Regions from separate parts of the Homo sapiens genome. Here region 1 is linked to region 2. The links are chromatin loops, found by intact Hi-C in ENCODE. Cell type or tissue: GM12878. All regions are shown on one strand. Each heading gives the region's core, and the rest is flanking DNA. Links, peaks and the distances in the headings are about the cores only. Region 1 has its middle 6.7 kb from the start of ACO1. Region 2 overlaps APTX (aprataxin).

Region 1 (8,340 bases), core at 79-8,078, 590 kb after region 2:
CATTTAGTTTCTTTTTCATCCTAATCCTGCATCCCGAATTTGTATTTCATGATCTGCTGAGAAAGCTAAATGTTTAAGGGGTATATTGCCATGGCATATTACTACGCTCTCACAGGGTCCACCTAACAAATATTTCTGTCACGATATAAAAGGTTCTGCTAATGGCCCAGCTGAGGGCATATACTCTAGGGACCTTCAGAGAGGATGCCACCCAAGCATGTAACTGCTCAGGCACCCCAGCTGTGCTCTGGTGGGGGGCAGAGGCAGAAGGACCTTCATTTGAAGTAACAGTATTGTTTTAGCAGCCTTACCTGCTAGAAGGCTCTGCTGCTATAAGAAGAACCATGAAGATTCTGCCAGAGACCTGTTGAGCTCTGAGGAATGCCTCATCATATTCCACACCGATTTCAGTTACTTGTATATGCTGGACTTCCTCAGTTTATTGAAAGGTCCTAGGAACTATACCCAACTAACTTTGTATCATGCTTTACAATTTATACTGCATTTTCACATACATGTCATTTAATAGGAAGGGAGAGGTGTAAGAGAAAAAGTCAAGCATAACGCTTCTCAAACCTTGGGGTACATTGAAAACATGCGTGCCTGTGTTGTGCTCTTAGGAGGCTGAGTTTGATGTGGGTGGTCAAAAGACCATGCTTTGAGAAACACCAATGGTAGTTCTCCGAATCTGGGTGTTTCTCAGATTTACCATAGGGCACTGATAAAAATATAGCCTCCTGTATCCTCTGCCTCCTAGAATGTCTGATTCATTAGGTCAGGGTGGGGGTCTGTGTTCAGATTCTGAATACGCTACATTTTTACCACAGGTGATTCTGCTGTAGCATGTCCCCAGATTGGCACCAAAGACCTGTTACCTAGAAATATACACTCCATGAGGGCAGGGGCCCATGTCAGTTTGTTCATCATCCCTAACATGGAGTCTGGTGCATAGTAGGTGCTCAATACAAGTTTGTTGACTGACTTACTGTCAGTGTCTTTCTATTGCTTACCCTTTGCTCTCTGTTGGCCTTTGCGCTGTTCAGAGTCCTCTAGAGTGGCACGGAGGGAAGACATCTGTTTGGCAATGAATGAAGTATAAAATGGTCCTCCTGAATGCTTTGAGGGGACTTTAGAATCCCTAAATTTTTCACTGAATATATGTCTTCATACTAGAGAAAATTTGAAATAAATGTTTTGTTCCTCTTAAAATCAAAGTTATATTCATAACAAGGAGAGGCAGGTCTTAGCCTCATCTTGGTTCCCGGTAAATAGCCAACTGCTCTCCCCTGATGCCCTCTTCTCACCACACCTGCTATACGCTTAATTTGCATGCTCTCTTAATTACTGCCTAAGGGCCTGATCCCTGAACTGCCTTCCCAGGGAACAAGAATCCTCTGGGCAGCTGCTTACAGTTAAGCACCATTCCTCTCAATATAGCTAATAATAAAAATCTTCACAACCGCCTGTTGATGCTGGTAACATTGTTATTGCCATAGTTTCACAGATGAGGAAACTGAGATTCAGAGTAGTTACACAGAATGCTTCAGTCATGAAACTTAAAGGGTGATCCTGGGGTTTTAGAGAAGGCTGGCCTCACTCCATAGCTTGTGCTTTTAAGCATTATGCAACAAAATCATCAGATACCCTGAAGCTGTAAATTATTTGTTCTTTGCAGAAGAGGGACTTAAATGTTCTAGAGAAAAGATTTGTTCTATCACCATATAGGCTGGAATTCCTTATTCACGTATTTCCAGGGCTTGTTCTCCCTGATGATAGCACAGAGATCCCTGCTGCAGCCATGTAATGTAGGGACACCTGGGTAAAGAGAGTCCTCATTCTGGGGGATGGAGGTGTTGGAAATCAGGGGCAGCTTGAGTATGAATTCCAGGATTGGTACATAATTCCTAGGTGTCTAGTACCATCTTTCACATGTGTTAATTTGCTGGATACTTTTTGAGTACTTTGTGTTATATATTTTTCAGAAGGGAGAGGGAAGTACTCTGCAGGATTGGTCCTTTAAATTATTTAGGTATACACAAAATAAAACATTTTTTTCAAGAAAATAATTTGGTAATGTTGACAAATGAGAGTAAAAATAAAAATTTGTCACTAATTTGACTCATTTCTAATTCCAGTTTATGATGAGATTACTTCCACATGTCAGTTTAAGTGCTTTTTAAATTTTCTTCTTGAGACAGGATTTTTCTCTGTTGCCCAGGCTGGAGTGCAGTGGCAGGATCACGGCTCAATGCAGCCTCGACCTCCTGGGCTCAAGCAATCCTCCTACCTCAGCCTCCTGAGTAGCTGGGACCAAAGGTGTGTGCCACCACACTCAGCTAATTTTAAAATTTTTTATAGAGGTGGGATCTCCTCATGTTGCCCAGGCTGGTCTCAAACTTCTGAGCTCAAGCAATCCTCCTGCCTCGACCTCCCAAAGTGCTGGGATTACAGGTGTGAACCACTGTGCCTGGCTCTAAGTGCTTTTTAAAATGGAAAATCCTCTTTCCCTCCTCCCTTGCCCCATCCTTGGTGGGAGGAAACAGCAAACATTTCGTCTGTTCCAAGTTCATCCTTCAAAGTACCATGCAGATTAACTTAACCAGATGATGGTGAGCTACTGCCCTCTGTTGATGAGTGTGTGGTAAACACATTGTCAAACAGAAAAAGCTGAGAGGATGGTTAGCATTAAGAGAAAAAACAATTGGGCGACAGAGTGAGAACTTGTCTCAAAGAGAGACGGAGAATAAGTATTAAGAAGACATAAATGGATTAAGAAAGCTACCTTTTGTTCCTTAATTTCACATTTACTGACTGTCCTAGAAGTTAGAGAGCAGAAACTTAATCAGTCCACAAACTGGCTCTGCTAAGAGCTTGGTGTGATGAGTCCAAAAATGACTATGATTAATTCTTACTCTGAGGGACCTGAGAACTTATTGTTTTATTATTTTCCCACAGCTTTACTGATATTATTTTAATGTTTGCCCACGATAGTACAGCATTCATCTTTCACATATCAAAATCTAATGTTAATTGTTATTTTTTATCTTTTTTTCCCCAGATAATTCCAGGTTCTTACAACCTTCTAACTTCATGTACCCTCCTTTTGATTTCTATGCCATTGTTATCTTGTATTTTATAGTCACACATTGTAACTCTTGAAGGCATTATTATTTCTGTTTATAGGGTCAATATTTGTTTAGATTCAAGCATACTTTTACCATTTTTGTTGACTGCTTCTTAGTAGTTCCTCTCCTCCCTTCTCCCATACTTGGTGGGAGGAAACGACAACAGACGACACAGAAAGATACATTTGTCTGTTACAAGTCCATCCTTGAAAGTACCATGCAGGCTAACTAAACCAATGATGGTGAGCTACTGCCCTCTGTTGATGAGTATGTGGCAAACACATTGCTAGCCGTAAAAAGCTGAGAGGATGGTTAGCATTAGGAGAATCAATAATTGGGTGACAGAGAGTGAGACCTTGTCTCAAGAAAAGACAGAATAAGTATTAAGAAGAAAACATTTTCTACTGGTGATAAATATTCTCAGGCTTCATTTGTTGTGAAATGTCTTTATTTTACTGTCTTTATTTTTTATTTATTTATTTTTGAGACGAGTCTCGCTCTGTTGCCCAGGCAAAAGAGTGCAATCTGGGCTAACTGCAACCTCTGCCTCTGGGTTCAAGTGATTCTCGTGCCTCAGCCTCCCGAGTAGCTGGGACCATCGGCGCCCACCACCATGCCCAACTAATTTTTGTATTTTTAGTGGAGACGGGGTTTCACCGTGTTGGCCAGGCTGTCTCGAACTCCTGACCTCAGGTGATCCACCTGCCTCGGCCTCCCAAAGTGCTAGGGCCCTCACTCTGTCACCCAGGCTGTAAGGCAGTGGCACGAACACAGTCCATTGCCACCTTGACTTCCCAGGGTCAGGCAATCCTTCCACCTCAGCCTCCTGAATAGCTGGGACTACAGGCATGCACTACCATGCCTGAATAATTTTTAATTTTTTTTATAGAGACAGGGTCTTACTATATTGTCCAGGCTGGTCTGGAACTCCTGAGCTCAAGCGATCCTCCGGCCTCAGCCTCCTAGAGTGCTGGGATTATAGGCATGAGCCACCGTGCCCAGCCTACTGTCTTTGTTGAATAACATTTTTTCTGGATATTAAATATTGGATTGGCAGTTATTTTTTTCCAGCATTTAAAAGTATCAGTCCAGGCCAGTCACGGTGGCTCATGTGTATAATCCCAGCACTTTGGGAAGCTGAGGTGGGAAGATCACTTGAGCCCAGGAGTTCCAGGCAAGCCTGGGCAACATGGTGAGACTCTATCTCTAAAAATTTTTTTTAAAAAATTAGCCAGGCGTGGTGGGATGTGCACAGTCTCAGCTACTCAGGAGGCTGAGGTGAGAGAATCTCTTGAACCTAGAAGATCGAGGCTGCAGTGATCCCTGTTCTTGCTTGCCACTTGCACTCCGCCTGAGTGACAGAATGAGACTCTACCTGAAAAAAACAACAACAAAAAAATCAAGCCATGTCTTCTGGCTTTGCTAGCTTTTGTTGGAAAGTTCATTGTCAGTCTAAATCTTCCTGTTCTCAAAGTAATGTTTCTTTTCTCTGGCTACTTTTACAATCTTCTATTGTCTTTTGTTTTCACCAGTTTGAGTTTTCTATACTTTTATTCTTTTCTGAGATTCATAGGACTTTCTGAATCTATAGCTTAATGTATTTCAGCATTGTTGCAAAAAAATTAATTATTGTCTTTTAAATGTTGCTTCTGTCCTATTCTCTGTCTCTTTTCCTTTTGGAATTATAATTTCACATATGTTAGACTGTCTTACTATAACCTTTATGTCTCCTATGTTTTCCATTCTTTAGTCTCTGTCATTCATTCTGGGTATTTCTTGTTGACATGTCTTTTTGTTACTATAAAAGCAGTGGATTCTCCAATCTCACTTTTCCTCATCTACAAAGCAGATTCACTATGCTAAGCATTCCATCTGGGCCCCTGCCTATTTCGTCTGTGGGATTTAGTGGCAAGGGGAACTAATGCAATCTTATTTTCATGCTACTTGTTACGCATGTAGTGAAGTACTTTATCTCTGACCCAAGAGCCTCATGTCTTCTGCCAACATCCATGAAGCAATAACAGGCTAAGTTACTAGCTTGTATATAGGGTAAAATCCCAGACCCTGACAGTTTGGGTGACAAGATAGGGTGCTGGCTGAGGTGTGCCTTTCTGGAAGACCCCATGGGCTGTGTTAGTAGGACCCAGTAGCAAATGCCCTCACCAAAGTGGGGAGCAAGGGGGAAAGTACATTTCTCTCACTCTCCTGCCTGTTAATGAATGTTTACAGGCTAAGCAAGAGGCAAGGTTGAAACAATCTTCCCAAATGGTACTTTGATTGTGCTCACTCTCCTCAGGAACAGGAAGAAGGGACTTTATATGACAATTAGGCCGCAAAAGTGGGGAAGCCAAAAGTGGCTGTATCTGATTGGTCAAGGAGTCCCCCCAAAGCTTAAATAATGATGTCATCTGTAAGTAGATACAGCTTCAGGTGGACCAAAGCCAGATGTTCACTTGAATGAGCCCAACCTGCTGGTAGCTGCTTGAAATGGAAAGCTGATGCAAACTGGCTTACTGGCCTGAAACTGCTCTTTCCCTCTGCACTTCCTGACCCTTCCTTTCCCCTGTACCCCAGCCTCAACTGCTTTAAGGAAAATGCTGAGTATGCGGGGGAACTGAAAGGAGGGGAGGAACTCAAATATTTTTAGCTCTGTTGAATATAGGTGCCCAAGTCATAATCCTTCCCAGTCTCATGAATGGAGAGGGTGCTGGGCACAAGGATATCTAAAGGTACTGAGGATTGTAGGGTGCAAGGGAATTTACCCTGAGCCTGGTTGGGAGAGACAAAGGATAAGAAAAGCCATCTTCTCCCCTCATCTGCATCCCCCTTCCAGCAGCTATTGTTACAGTCCTGTTATGCCTGTTAGACTTCTTGGTCCATATTTCTATAGGGCAGTGTTTTTCAACCAGGGTCATTTTGTCCTCTCCTCCCACCCAGGGGACATGTGACAATGTCTGGAGACTTTTTTTTTTTTTTTTTTTGAGACAGAGTTTCATTCTTGTCGCCCAGGCTGGAGTGCAATGGCACGATCTTGGCACACTGCAACCTCCACCTCCTGGGTTCAAGTGATTCTCCTGCCTCAGCCTCCCAAGTAGCTGGGATTATAGGCACCAGCCACCATGCCCAGCTAATTTTTGTTATATAATTATTATTATTTTTTTAGTAGAGATGGGGTTTCTCCATGTCGGCCAGGCTGTTCTCGAACTCCTGACCTCAGGTAATCTGCCTGCCTTGGCCTCCCAAAGTGTTGGGATTACAGGCGTGAGCCACTGTGGTGGGCCTGGAGACATTTTTGATAGTCACAACTGAGCCGGGGGACGATGTGGGGGGTGTTCTACTGGCATCTAGTTGGTAAAGCAGGGATACTGCTAAGTTTCCTACAGTGCTTGGGAACCCCCAGACAAAGAATTAACCACTCCTAAATGTCAAGAATGAACCTCTGCCATGGGGGAAAATGTGCTCCAAATTCAACTGATGGGGTTTGGGCAACATTTTTTCCATGTGGGAGGAAAATTAACGTGACCTTGTAGGACCTTTAGGGCCAATCCAACGTACTGTTTGCTGTGTCTTTCACTGATGAATGTATAATTGGTGTTCATGTTGTACGTGCTTGTGTTGTGAATCCTCATGAAGCCCAGAGGAATTCTTCTATTCAAGGACTGTGGCATGTGGAGGGGTAATCTCTGTCCCCTTCCCAGTAGTATAGCAAAGAGAATATAAAACCTGAGAAGAAATGGAAATTAAAGCTTTAAAGACTTAATGGCTGCAGTATTCAGGAGGCAATTTCCTAGTAACAACTGATGCAAGCACCAAGTACACCTCTTTTAAAAACAGGGGCTTCTGTTGTCCTGTTGCTGAGCTATTGACCTGTATAGACTTTGGGTCAAGAAGCTGAACTGCTGACCCATAGAAGCTTTGTGACTCTGCAGCCTGATGTCTCCATTTTGGAATGGGTTATCTTGGATTTGACAACCTATAAGGAAAAGGCCCGATATATCTCAGTTGTCAAATGGAAATTGTAATATTCAAGGATAGAGTTGGTCTGTCCCCAGTAGCATCTCAGTTTACATGAAAGAGTGGCAGCTATCATTTTAGGGAAAATATTTTCATTACACTGCTTGAAGTAAGGCCACCAGATCAATGAGGCCCTTGATTCACAGTGTTTCTTTCAATGCCTGGGCCTGGTTTACTGATGGTTTGGCTAAGTTGAAACCTGTTGGTGTCCATTAGGCTGCTACAGTAGTCAATTGCTGCTCTGTACATGGCACCCTGAAAACTGATATGCTTGTCCACTCAGTGGGAAGAATTTAAGACCATTCTCATAATTCTGCCCAATACTTCCCACAAAAGCTTATATTTTTACTAACTCTTGGGATATTGCCAATGATCCAGCCATTTGGTCTGCTATATGGCCTGTCACTTACAAGCCTATAGACTAACAGATTAAAGATACTTCTCTCTCAGGAAATGAACTGTGGAAATAAGCCATCGCTGATGATAAAATACCTAGGCCATTCATGTTAGATGATGTTTGTATTAAGAACCCATTCTCCAGTGAGACCTACAGAAATCAAGCTGTTGATCCAGCCTGAAATGTCCAGCTCATTTCTTCTACCACCTTAATCTATCACTGTATTAGACATGGCCACATATATATCATCATTGACTTGGCACAAGATAAAGGGTTATACACTTCTAATGTGGAAGCTACCAGTGTGTGTCAGACTTGAAACTCCTGTCAAGGATTGGCTGGCTGGTCTTGTGGTGAAGGAGGTTGCATTGCACAGGTATGAACTCTGTCCATTCCTGGTACACTGACAGTATCGGACCTTTGACCTCCTTCTGTATCTACTGGTGGTGTCTCACTGCTCTTGATACTTTTCCGCAGTCCAATCAGCCAACTCTGTCTGTACTCCTGTGGCTCTTGAGACTTGATTTTCTGGACCATTTGCAGCCTGACAATGGTACCACTTTTGTGACAAAGGTCACCCAATGATAAGCCCATAATCAAGAATTCAATTCCATGCTCCATCTGCAGGCATCTGATATTGTTATGTATTGACTCAACAATACTTCTCAAGATCCTTGACTTGACTCAAGTATTGACTCAACAATATCAGATGATATTGAATCTGAAATGGATTTCTCACAAATTGACTTAAAAAGATTTCAACTCTACTTTTCTCACCTCCTCCTGTAAAGAGTAGTAAGACAG
Region 2 (8,275 bases), core at 1-8,000:
AAATTAAAACATGCAGCTTTTTCACAAATTTATTCTATTATTGAGTGGCCACAATGTAGAGTGGCTCAAAGTACTTCAGGATTAGGAATTTGGGTTTGTCATAGATGTATTCTCTGGTGAGGGTGGCTGGGATATACCTGACCCACCATCTTCAGAAGGACCCATGTCAGGTCTGACCATTGGGAGCAAAGCCATGTTCACACTGACCTAATGCAGAGTATGGAAGCATTGGGCTGGTTATACATTTCTGTTTCTTAGATTTATCCTCCGCCTCTGTAGGCATGGACAACCTTTAATCAGAGCATCTAGAGTGGCCTCTTGTTTATCCTGAAGATACTGATGGGTCTTGTTTTCTGTTAGTCTGTTTTGTAATATTCTTTTCCCTTCCTTCATGGGGAGGCTTAGTTTGTCCAGTCCTTCCATGCCCTTCTATCCCAGATTACCTAAATGTTCCCTTCTCAGGAATTCTGTCTCATCAGTTCTTCACAGTGAGAAAAGAGGCTAGATGATGGTGTGGGGGGTTGGAGTTTTCTTCTAATACCGAGGGTTCCTGGCTGTGAGGAAACAGCCACATGTTCGTCATGATTGAGCTGTGAAGTCTTCTTGGACCTGTTGTCTGAAAATAAAGTTAATTTGTTTGAGGCATCTCTCTTAAGTAGGTGGAAACTATTGAAGTTCAGCTAACAATCACAGCATAGGTTCTGATGCATGGAAAGGTGGTTGGTGAATGAAAAAGTTGCGTAGAGCCACTACTTTCTTTTTCCCTGAGAATAAATTTGGATAAAACAGTTGTATTCAGTTGTTTTTTGGGATAATATTAGAACTAAAGGTGAAGGGAAAACTAAAAAGTTGGGTTTGATGAAATTGTGGATATCTTTGGGGATGTGACTTTTCACTCAAGTTGTGAGAAAAAAGGAAACACCCTTAACAAAAGCTTCTTCTGGAGAGAAAAAGCCACAGTCCATAGAGACATTTGACCTCAATGTCTTTCACAAACAAACAAGATGCCACAGTGGTTACTTAGTGAACATAGGTATAGTAATAATTATATAATTAATGATCATAGCAGCTCACATTTGTCTGACTCCTGTGTGTCCTGCATTATGCTAAACACTGTACTCAAGTGATCTCATTGAATTCTCACTGTACATAACTCTATGAGGTTACGTGCTATTGTTATGCCCCTTTAGTGGATGAGCATCTAATATTCTACAATGGTTCCTGGGCACTATCCAAAGTTGGTATTGATTCTGATGCATCAACTCATTATTTTTCTTATCAATTGAACAGTATAAATGCAAGACTAACAGCAGAAGCCATAGAACCCAGGGGCCTTGGACCTGTGCTGATCAAAAGCTTTCCGTGGCATTTCATTGATTTCCCTGAGATCAGCCAGTTCCTTTAGCCCTTTTTGTCCATCTCTCATTCCCAACATCTTTCATCTCTTTTCTCTGCTCCTTCTGCACTCCAGGATTGTAATCCTTAGGTCATTAGTCCATCCATCCATAGTTCTTCTATCTGGCTTGATGCTGGACCTTTGGGCCTGCTTGATTGTCTGCTTCGTCTCCTGAGGTGGTTGTCTACATACACTGTGGCTCCTGGACGTTCTTCCCCAACCCAGCTGCAGAGGGCATGTGGCTTCATAGCCTTTTATTTGCTGTCATCAGGTACCAGGCACAGAAACTCTTGAAAATTGTCTGGGCACGGTGGCTCACGCCTGTAATCTCAGCACTTTGGGAGGCCGAGGCGGGCAGATCACAAGGTCAGGAGATCGAGACCATCCTGGCTAACATGGTGAAACACCGCCTCTACTAAAAATACAAAAAAAAAATTAGCCGGGCATGGTGGCGGGCACCTGTAGTCCCAGCTACTTGTGAGGCTGAGGCAGGAGAATGGTGTGAACCCAGGAGGCGGAGCTTGCAGTGAGCCGAGATTGTGCCACTGCACTCCAGCCTGGGTGACAGAGTGAGACCCCATCTCAAAAAAAAAAAAAAAAAAAAAAAAAAAATCATGGGCATATTAGTTAAAAACAGGCTCTGGATTCAGACCTGGGTTCCAGTCCTGGCTCTGCTACTCACAGCTGAGGGATCTTGGGCAAGTTACTTATTTTCTCTGAACTTTGGAATTCACATATGTAAATGAGCATAACAGAGTTGAGTTATAAGGATTAAATAATCTATGTAAAGGGTTTAGCATAGTATCTTGCATAGAGAAAGACTCAATAAATGGTAACTGGAAGCCTCTGCTTTTATCTCAGTGGAGGCTGGGAAAGAGGAATTCACCTTATCCATGCCTCTCTCTGCATCTGAAGCCTTACTGCCCCTGGAAACTTTCTAAATATGTACTCCATGGACTCCTTAGATCAGAATTACTGGTTTCCCTTTAAAAAAATGTAAGCACTTGGGCTTTACCAAATAATTACTGAATCACAATCCTGAGGGCCTAAGAATCTTCATTTTAAACCATTCAGGATGAACTTGATTTTATTGATGTTTGAGAACCACAATATAAATGAACCTTTGGCTTCAAAGCACCTTGCATTTCTGAAGCTTATGGATTTGGCTGTTCCCTGCCAGGACACAAATAGCATTTTCTGGTTAGCTGCCTGGGCCTGTCATAGGTCTGCCTTCCCTCTGCTGTGTCAGGGTTATTTCAGAGTCTGGGGAGACCTCCGGCATTAGCTGAAGGGGAGTCCCTCGTTACAGGGATCAGCCCTTCCTTTCTTCAGGAGTTTGGCAGAGCTCCTTTGGCCCCAGGCTCTTAGGAGCCATGTCTGGAGATGACTTCCCCTCAGTTGCTCCCGTTCCCTCTTCATGCCCAGAGATCAGTCCAGTGGCTTGGTCTGGGACCTGTAATGAACGCTGCCAGCCTTAGGCTCAGAGCGTAAGTATTTTTCCTTCTCTGGGCCTGTCTCTGAGATACCCAGGTACAAATGGTCCTTGTAGGGACTAGATCATACTTGAGATGGTAGTTAAGGATGTCTTTAGATTCAGGGATATTTTCTAGAGCCTGGCATCTGATAGTCACACAGACTGGACATGGCTGGATATCAGAGAGTTAGGACTCATCTGTCAGTGTTGGCCTAAATGCTTCCCTCTGCTTCCAACAACTCCAACTTGGAGGGAGACTTTCGCAGGGCTCTGAAGATTCTACCATAGACTAATTTTTAAAAATGTGATGAAAGCCGTGAAACCTCTTCAGCATAATGAATATTTACACATTTTGTATATGTTATCAGGGAATTTATGGAGCCACTGACGTGCTTCCATAGGGTCTGTGGACCCCAGTTTAAGAATCTCAAGAGAAAAGGGTCATTACCATGCATCTGGGATATACAGGAGGGGTCTCAGGTCACTGTGGAGGACTGGCGCCCACCACCATGCCTGGCTAATTTTTATATTTTTAATAGAGATGAGGTTTCACCATGTTGGCCAAGCTGGTCTCAAACTCCTGAGCTCAAGTGATCTTCCCACCTCAGCCTCTCAAAGTGCTGGGATTACAGGCGTGAGCCACTGCGCCAGGCTTTTTTTTTTTTTTTTTTAAATATTTTACCAACCAAGAAGAAGCATTGTAGTTCTGGCAGCCACAAGTTGAAAGCTGACACAACCCACTGCCCCCACCCCCAACTAGTACTGTTTGACATTTATTGGAGGAAAAAAACTATCATTTATTCACATTGAAGAATTAGTTACTGGCCAAAGACCTTTTGTAGAATCTTCTCCAGAAACTGTGGGAGGTCCTCCTAGAATGCTAGTTGGAGTTGCCAGGGTCCAGAGGCACCTCCATGTCCTGGGTCACCAGACCACCAGCCTTTGCGGCTCTTTCCCCAGCTGCATTCTGGAGGTAGGAAGCTGGGCCCAGGGCAGAGAAGGGGGCATCTGGGGATGTCTGAAGAGCCAGTTGAGCAGCTGAATCACAGGCATTCTCTAGGTTACAAATACATTGCTCAGAGACTAGGACTGCTTTCGAGAACCCACAAAGTGGAAGATGTTCATGACAAAGCAAGAGGGTCAATAGGTCAAATACTAAAATGTGTTCCCTCCAGCTGGCCAGGCATTAGGAAAGAGACCCAAGATGTGGGAGGGAGGCCCCAATAGGTATCTGAATCCCCCACATCCCCGCAGTAGCTCAAAGCCTCTATGTCCCCTTTATGTGAATGAGAAAAGGCATGCCCTGCAAGCAGAAGCTTTTAGCTCACACTCACTTGAGACTGAGGGCCACATAGGGTGCAACCGTACGTACAATCTTACGGTGTGGGGTCCCTGTTTCTCATGAGGTTCTCTAGGAAAGGTAGTTTTTTTGGTTCTCCATCATGTACCCAACGAAATTAAAAGAATATGGAACAAAACAGCCTTGCAATAAAATTTCGTTGAGTGAATGACACCTGTGTCAATACACTTGGAATGGATGTAGAAAAGATAACTTTTTCTGTTACATCTGAATTTGATTGGCAAGCATGTTGTCCAGTGAGTCTGCATCTTTGCCCTTAGAAACAGTTATTTTTATTTTTTAAATCCCTTTTTTTCACAGGTGTTGATCTTTAATTTTTTTTATTTAAACATTTTTTCTTGCCTTCTTCATTTTTCCTTCATATGACTTTGGAAACATTCTGATAAACATCTTACTGCCATTGTTTATGGGAAAAAAGTATATCTTACAGGTTAGAATTAGTGGAACATAAGCATGTTAATATTTTTCCACAGAATTTTCCAAATCTTTGCTAACAAAGCAAGTGATTAGGGAAACTGGGGTTTTCCGTATCTTTTCTGTGAATGGTCTATTTTCGGGGCTTGCCATGTTTGGCCACCAGATGGCAGCATTTGAACAATAAATTTTTAATTGTCTTCCACAAGACAAAGCTGTTTTTGAAGCCCTTTTATAAAGTATCTTATGTTTCAGAATCAATGCTTCAAAATAAAATATTTAAGGGGCTTTTAAAATAAGACTGATGTGTGTTTAACGTATCTCCTAATTAAGATAGAAGTTTGAGGGAAAACCAGTGTGTGGGTCAAAATACAAAACATACACGATTGACTGGGAGGCTGTTTGGCTGAGAGGTGAAATAGACTCTAAAGTTGGCTGGAAGCTGGGCGCGATGGCTCACGCCTATAATCCCAGCACTTTGGGAGGCTGAGGCTGGCGGATCATTTGAGGTCAGGAGTTCGAGAACAGCCTAGCCCCTAGCCAACATGGCAAAACCCTGTCTCCACCAAAAATACAAAAATTAGCCAGGTGTGGTGGCACGCGCCTGTAATCCCAGCTACTTGGCTGGCTGAGGCACGAGAATCGCTTCAACCCAGGAGGCAGAGATTGCTGTGAGCTGAGATCGTGCCATTGCACTCCAGCCTGGGTGACAGATCAAGACTGTGTCTCAACAAACAAACCCCAAAAAACATTCTTTCTATTAAAAAAAATAATAAGTTGGCTAGAGCCAAGGTTGAAGCCTGATTCTGGCAATCATGAAATGGGTCTTGGGGCATGTCAATGCATGGTAGGCATTGAAAATATGCTGGCAAATTTTCTTAATTTGACCCCAAGTTAGTGACTGTTGTTCACATCACAAGAATACCTGGGAGTAGCACTGGTAGCAGACACTTCTTTTGGGCATATTCTTCAAAAATGGCATCATTTTTACATCGACAATTGCTAAGTCGCTGGTGGTCAAATATTAGAGGAAGCACTGTCAAAGCAGGACGGTCAATATACAGAGAAGGTAAAGGGCTGTGTCTGCATTTTCCATGGGCCAGCTTCCCCGCAAACCTCCTTTTGATAGAAGAACCTAGCTTCATCTGTCTTCCATCTCTTCCAAGCCTTCTGTCTTTTAAGCAGGCAGAATAAAAGCTCCAATGCCAAAGAGTACAAGAATATTAAAATTGAAAAGGACTTTATGTACCAGGGGTCCTGACATTTTGAGGGAGTCATAGATCCAAAATTTGGTGAAGATGATAGCCCCTTTCCCATATGTTTTGCATGTAATTTCAAGGGAAGCACCCCAAAAATCAATAATCCATGGATTTTCTAGGGCAGGTCTTCTCAGCTGGTGTGCGTGTGTGTGTGTGTGTGTGTGTGTGTGTGTGTGTGTGTGTGTGTGTGTGTATCCCCTAGATTCTAATTATTTTGAACCAACTGGCAGTCCTTTTTTCCAAACTACACACAGAAAGTCACTCTGCTACCACTGGGCATCTAATCTCTCTGGTGCTTTGGGGCAAAGTTTAATCTCTTGCCTGGAGAATCTATCAGAACTCTTTATTCTAGTAGCCTCTGATGTTCCATTGAGGGATTTGAAACATAGAAGTGACTTATAATATCAGCAACCAACTTATGTCCTAATTAAACATCAAGAGTGCTTGCATTCCCAAATTCATGCTGGGAGAGAATATACTAAAACGTTAATTAGCGGTCCTCTCTTGGTGGTAAGAATGTGGATAATTTAAATTGTGTTATATTGTTGTGCACGCTTCTAAATTAGCTACAGTGAATACATATTTGGGAGTGTGAAAAAAGCCTCAAATTTTATTTTTAAAAAGTGATAGGTCACAAAGGAATGTAATCAACATTCAATTATTTATATTAATAGCTGATACAACAAAAAGTGGCTAATTTTTTTTTTTTTTTTACAAATAATGCCAGTTCCATTCGAGTGTTCTGTGGCCCTCCAGAGACAGGCATCCTGCAAGGCCAGATTTCAAGACCAAATTTGCTTGAGTCTGAGAATGACACACGTGAAGGTAATTCATTTGATCTGATGGATCTGATATTCCTAACACTAGATCTAGAAAAATAGTGGCTTTTTCTCTGTTTGCCCCTAACCTCAATGTCTGCGAGACACCAACTACATTTTAGTTATTCAAAATTGCTGTCCATAGCAACTTTCTGTTTGTACTTACAAATGCCTTTCACCACCCATTGAGATCCCATGATTTCCCTTGTAAATTATGTTGATATGAAATGTTACATTTGGTTTCCAAATACTGAACCACCTTGAATTCTGGGGGTGAATCCTCTTGGTTCCCTAGGGCTTCTCTTTCAGTATTGACTTTGACTCTGAAACATTCGTGATGGGATGGGTTTGGGGAATAAGATTTATAGATTGATTTATGTATTTGGCCTGGTCCCCAGATTTTAACAAAAGTATCAGGAAAAGGGGAAGAAAAGATGGAAAATGAGAAGAATGGTTAGAATTTTGGCTTGTTGGATCAGTTCCCAGAACATCCTTTGTGTTAGAGAAATCAAGTAATGGGAGAAGTGGAAAGAAAACAAAAAAGTTAGTGAAGCTAAACCAATCTACATAGTGAAGACAGAAGGGGGTGAAGGACTGAAAAAGATAGGTGAATATTTGGGGCAGACTTTGAGGCATCTGGGAAGTGGGAGCTTTGGAGGGCTCTGGGAGATTTGGGGAAAAGAAGGGGATTTGAAGAAGGGTTGGTCTCTCTGGGTATAAATGAGTCCCTTTTAATATATTTTTGAGAGACAAACAAAGATTATATACTTGATTAATTTTTTTTTCTTTTTTTGGTAGAGACAGGGTCTCACCATGTTGCCCAGGCTGATCTTGAACTCCTGGCCTCAAGGGATCCTCCCATCAGCCTTCCAAAGTGTTGGGATTATAGGCATAAGCCACTGCACCTGGCCTTTTTGGCCACATTTTGACTTCTGTTGTTCCTATTCCAATTTCTCATTTCTTGCATTTTGTATTTCTTCTTTTTTTCTTGATAATATTTGCTAGATGTCTGCTTATAAAACGCTGTTTTTTAGAAAAGTAGGTTTTCTTTATAACTCTTATTTTTGCCTTTTCTTTTGCTTTAAAAAAAAACTTTTGAGTCAAAGTTCATATACTTTAATATTAAGAATTTTCTTTTGGCTGGGTATGGTGACTTACACCTGTAATCCCAGCACTTTGGGAGGCTGAAGCAGGCAGATTGCTTGAGCCCAGGAGTTCGAGATCAGCCTGGGCAACATGGTGAGACTCCATCTCTAAAAAAAAAAGTTAAAAAATTAGCTGGGTGTGGTGGCAAACACTTGTAGTCCCAGCTGCTCAGGAGGCTGAGGTGAGGATTGCTTGAGTCTGGGAGGTCAAGTCTGCAGTGAGCCGTGGTCATGCCACTGCACTCCAGCTTGGGTGACAAGCTGGAGTCTCTTTTGGGTCTCAAAAAGAAAAAAAAAGAATTTTATTTTTATGATGAAATAAATTTTTAAAAATAATGAAAATATTTATGGCTATAAATTGAATGTTGGGTTGGACCTGAGATTTACAGAGACTGCCTTGGCTGTTGAT

What was found. A loop is a pair of places that touch in the nucleus more often than their neighbours do. Peaks named below come from ENCODE experiments on the same cell type or tissue, not always from the same donor. Only the 100,000 strongest peaks of a DNase experiment are listed, where the experiment ranks them.
Region 1: a loop joins it to region 2, with 10 times the contacts of the local background. A loop is called at or near these places in 94 of 110 quality-filtered maps.

The regions. Positions count from the first base shown.
Region 1 is chr9:32,373,737-32,382,076 of GRCh38, reverse strand. No RefSeq gene overlaps it. Among named protein-coding and RNA genes, the nearest start is that of ACO1, 6.7 kb to the left of the region's middle. In GM12878, for the core only: CTCF peaks have their summits at 2,617 (motif pointing left) and 3,378 (motif pointing left); DNase peaks (open chromatin) are centred at 2,616 and 3,376.
Region 2 is chr9:32,965,129-32,973,403 of GRCh38, reverse strand. It overlaps APTX (aprataxin), which reads left to right. Exons shown (of 8, transcript NM_001195248.2): 8 at 1-788. Among named protein-coding and RNA genes, the nearest start is that of APTX, 32 kb to the left of the region's middle. In GM12878, for the core only: a CTCF peak has its summit at 4,800 (motif pointing right); a DNase peak (open chromatin) is centred at 4,843.